Linked DNA regions of Homo sapiens: region 1 is linked to region 2. Evidence: chromatin loops called from intact Hi-C (ENCODE). Cell type or tissue: endothelial cell of umbilical vein. All regions are shown on one strand. Links, peaks and the distances in the headings refer to the core of each region. The heading gives the core; the rest is flanking DNA.

The links. Peaks named below come from ENCODE experiments on the same cell type or tissue, not always from the same donor. Only the 100,000 strongest peaks of a DNase experiment are listed, where the experiment ranks them.
Region 1: it touches region 2 in a loop (6-fold over the local background); 5 of 110 quality-filtered maps call a loop at or near these places.

The regions. Positions count from the first base shown.
Region 1 is chr4:110,529,651-110,537,993 of GRCh38, forward strand. ENPEP (glutamyl aminopeptidase) reads left to right here. Exons shown (of 20, transcript NM_001977.4): 11 at 1,548-1,627. Among named protein-coding and RNA genes, the nearest start is that of ENPEP, 58 kb to the left of the region's middle. In endothelial cell of umbilical vein, for the core only: no CTCF peak of the experiment used is centred there; a DNase peak (open chromatin) is centred at 4,451; H3K27ac peaks cover 2,325 bases.
Region 2 is chr4:110,581,789-110,590,131 of GRCh38, forward strand. No RefSeq gene overlaps it. Among named protein-coding and RNA genes, the nearest start is that of PANCR, 29 kb to the right of the region's middle. RefSeq lists a silencer at 6,125-6,419. In endothelial cell of umbilical vein, for the core only: a CTCF peak has its summit at 4,653 (motif pointing left); a DNase peak (open chromatin) is centred at 4,513.

The sequences.
Region 1 (8,343 bases), core at 169-8,168, 52 kb before region 2:
CAGAAGGACGTAAATTCCCAGGAACTTCTGGCTTTCCTTGCTCAGGTAGCTGGAAGGCAGTCCTCTGTCAGAGAGACCCAGGTATTGATTGTAGGCAGGGAAAGCACACTGGTATCCAAGGTGTACAAAAATGACAAAGGGGGCCGGGCACAGTGGCTTATGCCTGTAATCCCAGCACTTTGGGAGGCCGAGGCAGGTGGATCACCTGAGGTCAGGAGTTCGAGACCAACCTGGCCAACATAGTGAAACCCCGTCTCTACTAAAAATACAAAAAAATTGGTTGGGTGTGGTGGCAGGTGCCTGTAATCCCAGCTACTTGGGAGGCTTAGGCAGGAGAATCACTTGAACCTGGTAGGCGGAGGTTGCAGTGAGCCGAGTCCGTGCCATTGCACTCCAGCCTGGGCAACAAGAATGAAACTCCGTCTAAAAAGAAAAAAAAAGAGAGAAAGGGGTCTAAGGAGATAAGGAGGAAGCACTGACAGTGTCCACTATAAGGCCCAAGAAGCAATTTATGTGTTGGTTTTATGAAACGTATAGCCAAAAACATTCCACTGCAGTAAAATGCTCCAAAGGAGCTGATTTTAAAAAAACTCAATCCTGTAAAACACTTCAATAGTTATAAAACAAGGGATTACTTCTTTCAGGTATATAGCAAAAATATATTCTCCTTGAATGACATACATTTTGTTATATCTTGAAAAGGTGAAATGTTAACCCTAATTCTCTGTTAGGGAATTGAATGTTGACAGATAAACCAACTTTGAGTTGAAACCTAAACCAGCCAATGGTACGTAGATTCACCTTCTCTCCAGATCTGCATTTTCTGATATGAGATGATATAAGAACAAACCAAAAAAAATGAGATTTCAAGACAAAACTGTTAAGTGTATATATCAAAATACAAAGTTAACTCCCACCTACCCACTCTGCAGGAAAATACTAAGTAGCTAAAGAGAAGCACTGAAAACTCCTGAAACATGCTTACCTGATGATTCTTCCCTTGAGCACTTCAGTTCTAGTTCTAAATAGGGGATATTTAGGGGAGGGTATGAGAGGCTTTAGGGGATGATGGTGGTGGTAGACTTTCAGCATAATTTCTAAAATGTGTTATTTCCTTCACAGAGTTTACTATTTGTCTTCTAATTTCTAAAAATGTTTTGTGTTCCTTGATGGAAATGGTAGCATATTAGACTGTGTGCAAGTATGTGTGTGAATGTTCAATATTATAATAAGATGTATTATATTTGTGTAATTTATGCAATATCTTTATTCTAAAATGCCAAAGCATGTTATTGAAATAATCTTTTTCATGCTTAGCTAATTTTTGATGCAATTTCTAAATTTTATAGATTTATAGAAATTGAGAACAGTTACACAGCTTATCTTCATCACTAAAATGTTGTATTAACTACATTAATTGTGTAGTATGGACTAGATAATCATTTAAAAGAAAAATATACTTGTCTATTGCTTTTTAGTGATTTTTACTCTTGAAATTTTATCTTTTAGTAATAAAAGTTAAATTTTTCTTTTTAAAAAAATTTTAGTTATACATGGAATATCCCAGTTAAATGGACTGAAGATAATATAACAAGCAGTGTGTTATTTAATAGGTCAGAAAAAGAAGGTAAATATTATTAATTGATTTATTTCTTCTTTGAATTGATGTACCACATTAAACTAATATAAGTATAAAGATGCAACAGTAAAGCTGGAACTTATGTAAACTTCAGCTAAGTGATCTCTTAAATAATTTATTGATGATTCCAAATCTTCATCTACAATCAGAACTGTTATACCTTGAGATATTCTTTTCAATGATTTATCTTGACTGACTGATTTATCATAAATACCCATATCCAAAGGAGAAGGGTCGCATGCCCAACAATTGGAAGATCAATGTGTAAGTTTCCTTCCTTCCTTCCTTCCTTTTTGTTTTTTCTTTTATCAGATAAGCCATTGAATTTCTTTAACTGTTATATGACAAGCCTGAGGATTTTTTTAATGCTCCCATTAAATTAGACCATTTTTTGGAAATATATTTGTGTTCTATCTGCACTGATTTATTTTTTCCTTACTTGAAAAATGTTAGAGTTGTATAAAAACAAGTAAACCTTCTCACGAAATTCCAGATTGATGAAAAAAATAATAGATAAGGCAAGCTTTAGCTGCAATCTTGGAAAGAATCCTTCTTTTTATATTTTTTCCATTGTATTTGTTTTGGTGTTTCAAAACTATTTCTTTTCTAAGACAAACCAGACTCATCTTTGCCCCATTTCATGAGGACTTGATTTAGAATAGTATTTGGTATGGACTTTCACTTGTGTCTTCTTGAAGATAAAAGTAGATCACTCATTCTTTATTTACATATGCCTAGTTGCTCATGTAAAATATTTTAAAATATTAATGAGGTATGATTTCTCCTGGCCAATAAATTTTTACTCTGTTTCCAGTAGATTGCCTTTTAAGAACAGCTTTACTGAGATATAATTCACATACCATAAAATTCACCTATTTAAAGTGTACAATCCAGTGTTTTTTAGTGTATTCACAGATGTGTAATCATCACCACAGTCAGTTTTAGAAACCCCATACCCTTTAGCTGTCATGCCTGCAGCCTCCCATATGCCCAGCCCTAAGCAACCACTAATGTATTCCCTACCTCTATAGATTTGTCTCTTCTGGTCATTTCACATAAATAAAAGTGTATATGCAGTATTTTGTGACTTTTCAATTAGCATAACGATTTCAAGGCTCATCCATGATATAGCATGTAACTCTACTTCATTCCTTTTTATTGCCAAATCATATCCCATTATATGGATATACCACCATTTGTTTATCCATTTATCAGTTGATAGATATTTGGATCATTTCCACCTTTTGTCTGTTATGAATAATGCTGCTATAAACATTTGTGTATAAGTTTTTCTGTGGATCCAGCATGTTTTTTCCACCTTTGGGCCTTTTAAAAAAAAACGTTTATTGTTAACAGTTTTTGTGATTTTTTTTTACTATTACTACAAACTACCAGCTTTGTCATTATAGAGGTGAAATCCTTCTGAAGCCCTTCTGCACAGGGATTGCTATTACAACAAAACTCTCTCTTGCTTATTTATGTTAATAATTATTGTAATATCGTGATCAAAAAAAATTCTAAATTTTTGCAGAATTCCCAGATCAATGCCACTTTGTTTTAGTATTTTATGCTGTGTTTCAATGCGAGGCTCTATCTTTTGTGGTCTTCTGACCATTTTCTTATTCATAAGTACACTTGCCAGAGGAAAAGGGAGAAGACAGAAAAAAAAAAGACATTTTCAACAATGTGTAACAGCACTGGTAAAAGACATAATAAGAACGTTAGAATTCCACTGGAAGGTTTTCAGTGGATTTGGTTTAACTATTACTAAATATTTTCCCCATTGGTCACCATAGTTAATTGAGGATTGGAAGAATATCTCGGCAGCTGTTTGATTTACTGTTTACAAGTTTGAAAGCGTGAATAATTCATCTACCCTAGTACAATTCACCCAGCACTTTCATGGAATGAAGTTTCCATACAAGTGAATTTTCCAGATAACTAAAGCTTACTCAAGTGCTTTGTAAAATGCATTTCAAGAGTTCACAATAGACATTGTTCTAATATGTGTTATGTACTCCTTAGAATATTTGGAATAATAAATTTAATCCTTAATTACTAGATTAATTCTTTCAAGCACGTATTGCTTATGTGCAAAACACAGAGATAAGAATGGGGGCAGTGCTGGAGCAAAAAAAAAAAAAAAAAGCAATCCTAACCCTTGTGTAGATGGTTGTCTAGGGATGGGTTTGCAGGCAGACATAATGCTGTGTCCTAAGTGCCTCTGTGGCAATGCAGATCACCAAAAGCACTCATAGAAGCATCAGCCCAGGTTTGGGGGTTCAGGAAGCATTCCTAAAAAATATCTAGGCTGAGAGTTCAGAGGCTAAGGATAGAGTATAAATGGGTGATAAAAATTGAATGTAGAGGAGACGTGTGCTCTGGACAGAAGCATGACTGTGAAAGTGAAAGAGCAGGGAGTTCTCACACTCCTTCGTATCCCTTTGTCAATACATTTCACACATTTTTTTGTTCTAACTATTGACCTATCTATGTCTCCCCTCCCCACAGAATATTCTTAGAGGAAATGGAGCTTATTTGTTATTGTTGTTCTGGATCTACAGCAGGCATCTAATAATTGTTTATTGAATAAATGAATGAATAAACAAATAAATGAAGAGGCTGATAGTTACAGAGCTTTGATGACAAATCTGCCTTTATCTGAAACTTCAGAATCATGTCTGGTCACTGAGCCAGAAGCAAACTAGAGGTCTTTTTCTACTTCAAAGTGTCTGCTCCATTTTTAGGCTGTACAATAAGTTCCTGTTTCCTGTTTAAGGACATCTTCAGCTCTCAGCTTAGAGCACGGATGACGAACATGTCCTGAGTGTACTAAATGGGCAACCAGCTCATGTTACCAGTCCTACCTCCCTCCTCTTGGTTTCTTTGATGATTCATTAGTTAGAAATTCTTCAGGCAATAGTGGGACTCTCCCCAAGGTCTTTTATTTACATTTCTATTGTATGTGCTATTTTAGGCGTTAAAACAACAACTAAACTCATAATTTCTAATGAAAGAAGAGAACCTCTATTATAAAACATTTTCTGGCTACTCCAGTTACCCTGAATAATCTCTCCTGTCATCATCTCCTGTCATAAAATATAGTATATTTTATCCTGTCACTTTCATCAGCCCTTATTCCTAGTATTATTACTTTATATTTTAAACAAAATCATTGTTATTAAGCTTCATATGTTCTCTCTTTTCGTTGTTTCTTTTTTTTTTTTTTTTTTTTGGGACAGAGTTTTGTTCTTGTTGCCCAGGCCGGAGTGCAGTGGAGCGATCTCAGCTCATTGCAACGTCCGCCCCCTGGGTTCAAGTGATTCTCCTGCCTCAGCCTCCCATGTAGCTGGGATTACAGGTGCCTGCCACCTCAGCTGGATATTTTTTTGTATTTTTAGTAAGGATGGGGTTTCACAATGTTGGCCAGGCTGGTCTTGAACTCCAGACCTCAGGTGATCTACCTGCCTCAGCCTCCCAAAGTGCTGGGATTATAGGCATGAGCCACCGCGCCTGGCCTCTCTTTTTTTTTTCTCAACTAAATTATAAGCTTCTTGATGACACAAACTACACATATTTCTTGTCTCCTGTCCACCCTATTATCAACAAGGTGCTACGTACATTCTGAGTTCAGAAAGTCCTAGTTTAATGAAGGGTTGTTTGCCCCAGAATGCTGTACTTTTAGAGGTTAACTGCATATATTTTAGTTATGTCTCCATCTTTTAGTATCAGCTGCTATTTTGGCTATTGTTAATGCATCCACATTTAGTAGCATACCACCTGTTTGCATTTAATTTACTGCTTTCTAACATTTAGAAGGATTGAAGGTTGTTATATGGTGTCAGGTAACCAATCTTGCTAAAACATAATATTTTAAAAGAGACATTTCTAAGTGCATAGGATCTGGGCTGGGTCTAAGTTCTAGGAGGTGGTGCGGACTCTACAATAGCTGTTTTTGCAACTCTTACTTCCAGATTTGAGGGTGTCCTCTGGATGGTTTGGACTATCCAGACTGTCCAGTCAGTTTCTATAGAAATAGATTTACTAAACATCTGTGATAATTATACATAAATATTTAATACCAAAATAATGATGGGCATGTATTTTTGTATTTGATGACAAAGAGGGAAGCACTTTCTTCATTTTTTCAAGCTAAGCCTCATGGAATGTGCAAGCTTTGATTGGATGATTATGGGTTCAGTTTTGCTGGTTTAGAAACTCAATTTGTCAGTTCAGCCCTAGTCAACCAAGTCTTGGAAGATCTACTTATCTAAACCAAACATACAAGAGATTAACTAAGAATGCTAACTTGTTAATTTACACAGTTAAAATATACTAGTTAGTGAATCTGAATACTCATGTCACCTAATTAGGTATCTCTTTCCAGGAAGCAAGTTACTTAGTAAGAATTAAAGGGCTGGGCGCGGTGGCTCACGCCTGTAATCCCAACACTTTGGGAGGCCAAGGCAGGTGGATCGCCTGAGGTCGGGAGTTCGAGACCAGCCTGACCAACATAGAGAAACACCGTCTCTACTGAAAAAATACAAAGTTAGCCAGGCATAGCCATCAACACTGAGGCAAGACCCTCTATCAGTAAAAAAGATTACAACTGGCTGAAGGCTCAGATGATTGTTAGCATTTTTAGTAATAAATTATTTTAGTTAACATATATACTTTTTTATACATAGCTGCCTGTAATGCCAGCTACTCGGGAGGCTGAAGCAGGAGAATTGCTTGAACCCGGGAGGCGGAGGTTGTAGTGAGCCGAGATTGCACCATTGCACTCCAACTTGGGCAACAAGAGTGAAACTCTGTCTCAAAAAAAAAAAAAAAAAAAAAAAAAAGAATTAAGGAAGAGTTAAGGTAGATTAATTATTTTACAGATGTCTTTAAATTGTGATAGTGTGATATATTGCATTAGCCAGGTGAGTCTAATTATTGCACTTTAGAAACAATCAATAGTGGTTTGGTGCAATAAAAGTTTCTTGTTCATGCAACAGTCTAAAGGAGATATTCCTGACTGTCATCTTTCCTAGGTGGCTCTCCACCAAATAATGACTTGGAAATCCTGTCTTCTTCCTTCTTATGGCTTTACCATCCCCTGCATCTTGGAATCCCTCACTGGTTCTTTTGCATCTAGCTCAAAGACAGGGGAAGATAATGAAGGAATCAGGCCTAGAAGTGCATCTATTACTTCTGCCCACATTTTATAGCCAGTTCTCAAATCATGTCCTGCAAGGAAGGCTAACATAGTCCAATTCTGTACCCAGGAAGAAAAGGGAACTGTGTGGTAAACAACTAGTAGGTCTCTGTCACATACACTGTTTTCTGTAGGACCAGACCTGTCAAATAGCCTGAAACACATGTTCCAGCTCAATTTGGCACCTACTTCCATGGGCACACTGGAGACACATTGACAGATCTTCACTACCCAACTCTCCTTTGCAGTTATTTTTTTTCAACTACCAAAATTATTGCTAATTGTAATCTTTCCTCATGATAATTGGGTTGCATTTTTCCAGTTTCCTATTCATTGCATGTTACATATTAAAGCCACAGGCATACCTGAGAGATACTGCAGTTTTGGTGCCAAGCCACGCAATAAAGCAAATATCACAATTAAGTGAGTCCATGAGTTTTTTGGTTTCCCAGTGCATATACAAGTGATGTTTACACTATACTGCAGTCTACTAAGTGTGCAATTGCCTTATGTGTAAAAAAGTATATATGTTAACTAAAATAATTTATTGCTAAAAATGCTAACAATCATCTAAGTCTTCAGCGAGTTGTAATCTTTTTTACTGATAAAGGGTCTTGCCTCAGTGTTGATGGCTGCTAGCTAATTAGGGTGGTGGTTGCTAAAGACTTGGGTGGCTGTGGCAATTTCTTAAAATAAGACAACACTGAAGTTTGGTGCATTAATTGACCCTTCCTTTCACAAAAGGTTTCTTTGAAGCATGCGATGCTGTTTAATAGAATTTTACCCACAGTAGAACTTCTCCAAAACCCTGGTGCTGCTTTCTCAATTAAGTTTATGGAATATTTTTAATCCTTTTTTGTCATTTCAAGATGCTCACAGCATCTTCACCAGGAGTAGATTCCATCTCAAGAAACCGCTTTCTTTGCTCACCCATAAGAAGCAACTCCTCACCTATTCAAGTTTTATCATGAGATAGCAACAATTCAGATACATCTTCAGGGTTCACTTCTAATTCTAGCTCTCTTGCTATTTTCACCACTCTGCAGTTACATCCTCCATATAGGTCTTGAACACCTCAAAGTCATTCCTGACGGTTGCAATCAATTTCTTCCAAACTCCTGTTAATGTTGATATTTTGACCTCCTCTTATGAATCATGAATGTTCTTAATGGCTTCTAGAATGGTGAATGCTTTCCAGAAGGTTTCTAATGTACCTTGTCCAGATCCATCAAAGGAATCATTATCTATGACAGCTATCACCTTACAAAATGTATTTCTTAAATAACAAGACTTGAAAGTCATTCCTTGATCCATGGGCTTCAGAATAGATACTGTGTTAGCAGCTGTGAAAACATTAATCTGCTTGTACATTTCCATAAGAGCTCATGGATGACCAGGCACACTGTCAATAAGCAGTACTATTTTGAAAGGAATCTTTTTTGGTGAGCAGCAGGTCTCAACAATGGGCATAAAATATTCAGTAAACCATTCTATTAACAGACGT
Region 2 (8,343 bases), core at 282-8,281:
TAAGTATCATGTGCCTTTCTTAAGCAAAAGCTTCCAGAGCAAACAGAACTTCAATATATTCTGTTTTCCTTTTGGCACAGCAACTGTCGAAGTTCTAAATAGTGGCTGCATCAGCCTAGTTTGAGAAGAACAGTTATGTGTGAAAAAGAGCCCTCAACCATACCTCAATGGACATTTAACATGAGTAAGAAGTAAACATTTTCCCAGCAGTTTGGGAGGCTGAGCGGGAGAATCACTTGAGCCCAGGAGTTCCATACTAGCCTGGGCAACACAGAGATACCCCATCTCTACAAAAAAAATCGTTTTTTTAAATTAGCTGGGCGTGGTGGTGTATACCTGTAGTCCCGGCTACTGGGGGTGGGGAGACAAGGGCAGCCTGAGGTGGGAGTATCACTTGAGCCCAGGAGGTCGAGGCTGCAGTAAGCCCTAATTGCACAACTGTACTCCAGCCTGAGCAACAGAGTGAGACCCTGTCTCAAAATAAATAAATAAAAATAAGAAGTAAACTTTTGATGTATTAAAGTAAAAAAAAGCCTGAACAAACTGTTTACCAATGAAGATCTGAAAGACAGTTTACTGATTAAAATATGTAGATGGTAAATTAACATATGAAAATATACTCACCATCATTTGTCATTAGGAAATTGAAAAGTGACATATCACTACAAACCTATTAAATGGCTAAAATTTAAAAACTAGCAATACCAATTGATGTGGAGCAGTAGGAAGAAACTTTTTTTTTTTTTTTGAGACAGAGTCTTGCTCTGTCACCCAGGCCAAAGTGCAATGACGCAATCTCGGCTCACTGCAACCTCCGCCTCCCAGGTTCAAGCAATTCTCCTGTCTCAGCCTCCCGAGTAGCTGGGACTTCGAGTGTGTGCCACCACGCCCGGCTAATTTTTGTATTTTTAGTAGAGATGAGGTTTCGCCATATTGGCCAGGCTGGTCTCAAACTCCTGACCTCGTGATCTGCCCTCCTTGGCCTCCCAAAGTGCTGGGATTACAGGCATGAACCACCACGCCTGGCCAGGAACTTACTCATTGGTGCTGGGAACACAAAATGGTACTTTTTGGATGACAATGTTTCTAACAAAGCTAAACATAATCTTACCATATGATCCAGCAATTGCACTCCTAGCCATTTACCTAGCTTATTTGAAAGTTTATGTCCACAAAAAAACCTGCATATGAATGTCTATAGCAGATTTATGCATAATAGCCAAAAGCTGAAAGCAACAAAAATGCCCTTCAATAAGTGAATGGAAAAACAAACTATGATAAATCTACAAAATGGAATATTATTCATCAATAAAAGGAGCTATCAACTTATAAAAAGGCATGAATGAATCTTCAGAGACTATTACTAAGTGAAAGAAGCCAGTTTGAAAGGGTATGTGCTGTATGATTCCAACTATATACAATTCTGGAAAGCAAAACCATAGAGATGGTAAAAAGATCAGTGGCTGCCAGGGGCTTGAGGCTGGGGGAGAGGTAAATAGGTGAAGCACAGGGGATATTTCAGGGCAATGAAACTACTGGATGATATTGTGATGGTGGATACATGGCATTAAGCATTTGTCAAAACCTAGAGAATATACAGCACAGGAATAAACCTTAATATGTGCAAATAAAAAAAGTCATTTAGGGGCTTTAGGGGGGGGGTCCCAGATCAAATACAAAAAGTAACCAAAACTAACTGTATTACAAGTACATTTACAACCTCATTTAAAGGGGTCGGGGGAAAAGTGCTGACCTCTGTAACTATGAAAATGAATGAAATTTGCAAGATTGAGTGCAAAAGAAACTATACATAAGCACTGTACTTTAGTTGACTGTTATTGTCCATGGGAATATTGATTAACAATTCTGATCTGCCCTACATATATGGTGGAATTGAACAATTACACAAATAGAAGATGGCAGGACCCAGGTTTCACACTACCGGAGTGAGAGGTTACAGACAAGCAAGGGAAGGAGGCTAGAATGAGCCATGTGGTAATGGATTAGAGTTTAAGGCATCAGTATTAACTCATGCTTAGCTTAATGTAGAGACAAATGGTCACATATAGAGATATTTATAGCTATGTGTATATATAGGGGTCAGTATATACACATGTTTTTCCTTGCTCTGTCAGTTGACGAACACTAGAAGCAATGACACAGTAGTATGGAGCACATTTAGCACCATTCTCCCATAAAAGAAACCAGGGCTCCTTGGAGAAATGGCTCATTCTAGGACTGGGGCAGGAAATATACAAGATGAGCCAGTAGCATCTTATAGCATCAGAAAGCAAGGAAGTGCTCAAAAACCAAACAAAGCAAAATAAAAGAACTTCATGATTGGAGTATGTCAGAGGGACACAGAAGCCAACTGAAAGAGCTCCCAGTGGCCAAAGCTGGACCAACTGGGGCAAGAAAATAAATAACATAGTATTGAATTGTAACCCAAATTATAAAATAAATATCCATGAGTCCATAGTGATATAAATAAATGTATAAATCAATAAATGGGAGACACAATCTCCTATGCAGAAGTCCAAATAAGTGATGTAGTTGCTTCTGCCTCAAGGAAGTAAGGCATAGCTATCCCTTCCTTAAAAGCAGACTGTGGGCCGGCGCGGTGGCTCACGCCTGTAATCCCAGCACTTTGGGAGGCCGAGGCGGGCGGATCACGAGGTCAGGAGATCGCGACCATCCTGACTAACACGGTGAAACCCCGTCTCTACTAAAAATACAAAAAATTAGCCGGGCGTGGTGGCAGGCACCTGTAGTCCCAGCTACTCGGGAGGCTGAGGCAGGAGAATGGCGTGAACCCGGGAGGCGGAGCTTGCAGTGAGCCGAGATTGTGCCACTGCACTCCAGCCTGGGCGACAGAGCAAGACTCCGTCTCAAAAAAATAAAAATAAAATAAAATAAATAAATAAATAAATAAATAAATAAAAGCAGACTGCGCAGAGTGACTTCCTCCCAAAAAATACAATAAAAAAAGGGAGTGGCGGGGGGAAGATATCTGGGCCAGGTGCAGTGGTTCGTGCCTATAATCCCAGCACTCTGGGAGGCCAATGAGGGAGGATCACCTGAGCTCAGGAGTTCGAGACCAGCCTGGACAAAAAAGGGACATGTAATCTCTACACAAAATGACAGTAAAGTGGAGAACTTGAGAAACAATACCACAGCCAGGTGTTCCAGATCAACATTAACAGTGACAAATCATATTGACGTGTACCCTTGATATGATATAATGAAGATGGCACTTTACTTCTGTGGCCATCCTCCACAAACCCATAACCCTAGACTAATCATGAGAAAAATATCAGACAAATCACAATTGAGAAACATTCTACAAAATGTCTGACCACTACTCAAAACTGTCAAGATTAAAAAAAAAAAAGTGAAAGTGTGAGAAACTGTTTCAACCAAGAGGAACCCAGGGAGCCCTAAAACAACTAAATGTAATGTGGTGTCGTAGTTGGGATCCTCGAACAGAAAAAGGATATTAGATAAAACCCAAGGTAATCTGAATGAAGTATAGACTTTAGCTAATAAAAATAAAATTCAATAACTATCAAATGTATGGATGATTCCTTAATAATACTTTTGTCCTTGCTAAACTTCTTTTTTTTTTTTTTTTTTTTTTTTGAGACAGAGTCTCACTCTGTCGCCCGGGCTGGAGTGCAGTGGCACCATCTTGGCTCACTGCAACATCCGCCTCCCTGGTTCAAGCGATCCTCCTGCCTCAGCCTCCTGAGTAGCTGGGACTACAGGCATGTGCCAACATGCCCAGCTAATTTTTTGTATTTTTAGTAGAGATGGGGTTTCACCGTGTTAGCCAGGATGGTCTCGATATCCTGACCCCATGATCTGCCCCCCTTGGCCTCTCAAAATGCTGGGATTACAGGCATGAGCCACCACACCTGGCCCGTCCTTGCTAAACTTATAGTGTGATGAATTAAAAAGAAGGTGAGCTTTGGCATCACGCAAATCAGATCTGCTCTCAGCTTCACTCCTTGGTTGCTGTTGAATTCTGAATGAGTTCCTTTTTTTTTTTTTTTTTTTTTGAGATGGAGTTTTGCTGTTGTTGCCCAGGCTGGAGTTCAATGGTGTGATCTCAGCTCACTGCAACCTCCGCCTCCTGGGTTCAAGCAATTCTCCTGCCTCAGCCTCCCGAATAGCTGGGATTACAGGCGACCGCCCCCACACCTGTATAATTTTTTTTTTTTTGTATTTTTAGTAGAGACAGGGTTTCACTATGTTGATCAGGCTGTCTTTCAAATTGCAAAAAGGAAAATTTGGTAACGGCAACCAAAAACACCGTAAGCCTATGTACTGTGCTGAAATACAAAAGCGTAAGCCCAAACTAAGAGTGTCTTTATTTTCTATTTGGATGCAAGCCAAAATCAAACAGAACTGACGTAGTGCCATTCTGCCTCTCCCAAGAAAGAAAGAAAGAAGGAAGGAAGGAGGGAAGGAAGGAAGGGAGGGAAGAGAGAGAGGGAGGGAAAAAGAACGGTTCGCGGGAAAAAGACATCAAATAACAGCAAAGAAATGCAGCTTCTAAAGTAATCTCCAGTTCCTTACTGGCTGTGAGGAAAAAAAACTTCTCACTGGATTAGTCCTGACATATTAAGAATTAAGAGCAGCCTCTAGTGGCAGATCAAAGATTTTACAAAGTAGCCTTGCAGAAACCAAAATGCCTTCTATTTTTTACTGCTTGCTCTAAGCAAGCTCAGAGCCAAATTAGCTCATCAACTTTTGCAAGTATGAATAATTTCACCCGGCTTTGAGTGTTCTTAATACTTATATTTTATTTATATTCTTTTTTATACGTAGTTTAGCTGGACTATTATAATATCATGGTGGGGTAGGATGTGGTGGGGGAGGATTTTTTTTCAAAGAACAAAGGATTGACTGAAGCCTAAATGAAGACAGATTTGATGAACTGAAGTTCAGTTCTCACTTAGCTTTTTCTGTCTCCTTAAATGAGGGTGATCAAAACTAGAAATATCCTAAGGAAAACAGAAATACCTGAGAAACAATGAATTTCCCTGAACTTCATCTTTCCAAAAGGAGCACCTTTCTCCAACACTGAATATGCCAAATGTCTCGTTTTACACACCTGCGTTTCTCCTTCCTCGGAACTCTATCATCCAAACCCTTGGTTTCTCATCACTTATGAAATTAAAAATAAATGAATAAATAAAATGTTCTTCCTCATCAGTTATTGCTACAAAGACGCTGTTATCTTGGGATAAACTCAACACGCCGTGATACGGTGTGAGGATTGCCTATCATGGCAGCTGTCCACTATCCAGAGAAACAATCAGAAAGTTTTAGGAACACCCAAGGGCAGATTTTTTTTCGTTTCAAATTTTCACAACGGACAGTACCAGGGAGCTGGGGGGAAACTGCTGAAAGCTGGGACACAAACGGGTGACTCAGGGTGGATAGAAGTCACCCCATCAGAGAGACCAAGGAACTTTACCTACCACCAACCACTTCCCTGGACTTTTTTGTTTGTTTGTTTTGACGAGTGTCTCTCTGTCGCCAGGCTGGAGTGCAGTGACGCCATCTCGGCTCACTGCAACCTCCGCCTCCCGGGTTCACGCCATTCTCCTGCCTCAGACTCCCGAGTAGCTGGGACTACAGGCGCCCGCCACCACGCCCTGCTAATTTTTTGTATTTTTAGTAGAGATGGGGTCTCACCTTGTTAGCCAGGATAGTCTCGATCTCCTGACCTCGTGATCCGCCCACCTTGGCCTCCCAAAGTGCTGGGATTACAGGCGTGACCTACCGCACCCGGCCCTTCCCTTGACTTTTAACCAGGCTTTTGGAGAAAGCGTGGAATAGTAAAAGGCCAAAACAATAGCCTCCCTTTCCCGGGTGTGGACACCCTTCCCGGTCCTCAGGAGCCTCAGAGGATCACCCTCTCCGCCCCTTCCTCTAGGGCCTCGCTTGGGAACGCAGCGAAGGCGAGGCCCGACCCTGCCTGGGACGCCGCAGCCCTGGCCCACCAGTGCTCCCAGCCCGCCTGTTCTCAGGATTCCGTGCGTCCAGCGTCGGGCTAGTGCCTCCTCCAGGTCAGAGCGCCGTTCCCTCTAGGATGCAGGAGCAAGAGATGTGCGCGGAAAGGTCCCCAGGACGAGGACGAAGCCTCAGGCTTCTCAAAATAAATGGCGCACTTGGCCTTGGAGGGAAAGGAGGAGGCCTCCGGGAAGGTGTGGAGGAGACTGGCAGCCTTGACAGCATCGAACTGGGTTCCGCCCACCGAGATTTCTGCCTCGAGGACCTTGCGGAGCAGCCACAGGCAGCCTCATGCGGGTGCCCAGCGTGCGGGACACGAGGCTTCTGCTCTTGGCGGGGTCCAGTGAACCCCAGGAAGGGCCTGGGCTGGGTGCCTGGGGCGAGGGTTGTTCTTGGCCTGGGACTTGGTCACGTCTCCATGGAAATATTGCTAATTGTTCCTTCACTTGAAAGACGAGACTGTAGACAAAATCTTTTTAAACCTTGACGGGCCTGTTACTCCCAAGAGCTTCTCTTCAAATTACTTGGAGAGAGAATGAACCATAAAATAATATTGCCTTCTTTCATATCCTTATATAATCATTTAATTTTTTAGAGCTTCTCTGCTTCTCTTACATGTGTGCTTTCAAGTAAATTAATCTAGATTATATTTTTTTATTAAAAATTCTTACCTCCTCATAGGAATGCTACATTGATGAATTAATATTTGCTAAGCACTTGGAAGGCGAAAACTACATAAAATTTGGTGGAATTACTCTATTATTATTGATACAGAAAAACAGTAACTTGATGGGACTGGTAACCGGGCTATTATTGTAAAAATGCTTTGCCTTTTCAGACAAAGTGGTGGAGTACAGAAATAATTATCCAGGTAATTCAAATTCCCCAGAAAATGCGGTCCTACTTGGAAGGAAAAGTGAATCTCCTCACTGATTTTGTTTTGTTCTTCTTTATTATTATTGTCACATTTAAGTTAATCACTTGTATAAATGTAATCACCTGGATAACTTTTCCATTTTGATTTCTCTTTCCTGTGATTTAAAATGAAGTAAGGCCAGATCTGCATTAACAAATTGAGAATTAAATAATACTTGTCCTTTTACAGCAGCCCCACTATTTTGATTTATATTCAGGTGTTGTAACAGCAATTTAAATACAAGTCCAATAATTTCAAATATCTTACATCTGTATGATTAGTTGCACAATATTTCTGACTAGTAGAGAGGAATAAGATTGATAATGTCTAATTTTTCTTAGGTATATGGTAACCAGAGCAAAGATAGGCATTATGGCTAAAATTAGATTTCCAGTTAAACTTACTTTCCCCAGAACACTTTTAATTATTAGGACAATTGCATTAATTCCCCTCTTTACTCTGCTAATGTCAACTTTGTCATAGGCCTCAACATCACATAGTACCAATAGTGTTTCAGAAATAATCTCAAGAGTTTTAGAAATAAATTACTTTTTCAACACAGAGTTTTTAAATGTAATGTTCTAAAATATCCAGTAAACAGCTGTAATCAACCATTATTAACTTTCCTGTTTTCAAGCACAGAAAACATTAAAATTTAATATCACAAAAGTAGGCCAGACCACTATCATCAACATAATAGTCATCATCACTTATAACATTTATTAAATTACTCAGTACAGGAGTGCCAGGAAATGAAATAATATTGTGACTTCACTAGAGGGAGCAATTCTTTTTAGTAAATTGTATTACTTAGTTCTATATATTTAGTCATCCTAGAGTGGATCTAGACATTTAACATAATTTGAGAATTAAAATGTGCAGAATTCATGAGAGATCTTATTGAAGATGTACTGTCATTTCAAGAGTTGTTTAGAGGTTTTCTTAAACTATCTGAGGAGAAAAACAGGGCTTGAAAACACAATATGGAATAAGTCCAAGGTAGTGATACTTTAGCTGAACATCTGTCAGCATTTCCATTTTGTTGTAATTTTCACACATTTGTACTTTTAGAGAAGAAATTACGGTCCGCTAAAATTGGTGCAGCATGTAATTCATTAAAAGTTCAACAACAATCACAGCAATAATAGTTAGTTTCCAAGCATCTGGTCATAAATGCAAATAAACTCCAGACTCAATTGAATAAAGATACTTATTGTAGTTAACCAATTAAGTGATAGATGTTCAGGCCTAGTCACATTTCTGCTATACATTTCTATTACTAGCTATTTATGACAACCTCAACAGTTCACTTAGATTTCCATCCTATTTGATATGTTTCATACTCTTGTTTTTGCCAGGAAAATGTTTTTAAGTAAAAATTAATATGGAATTAATACAATTAATAA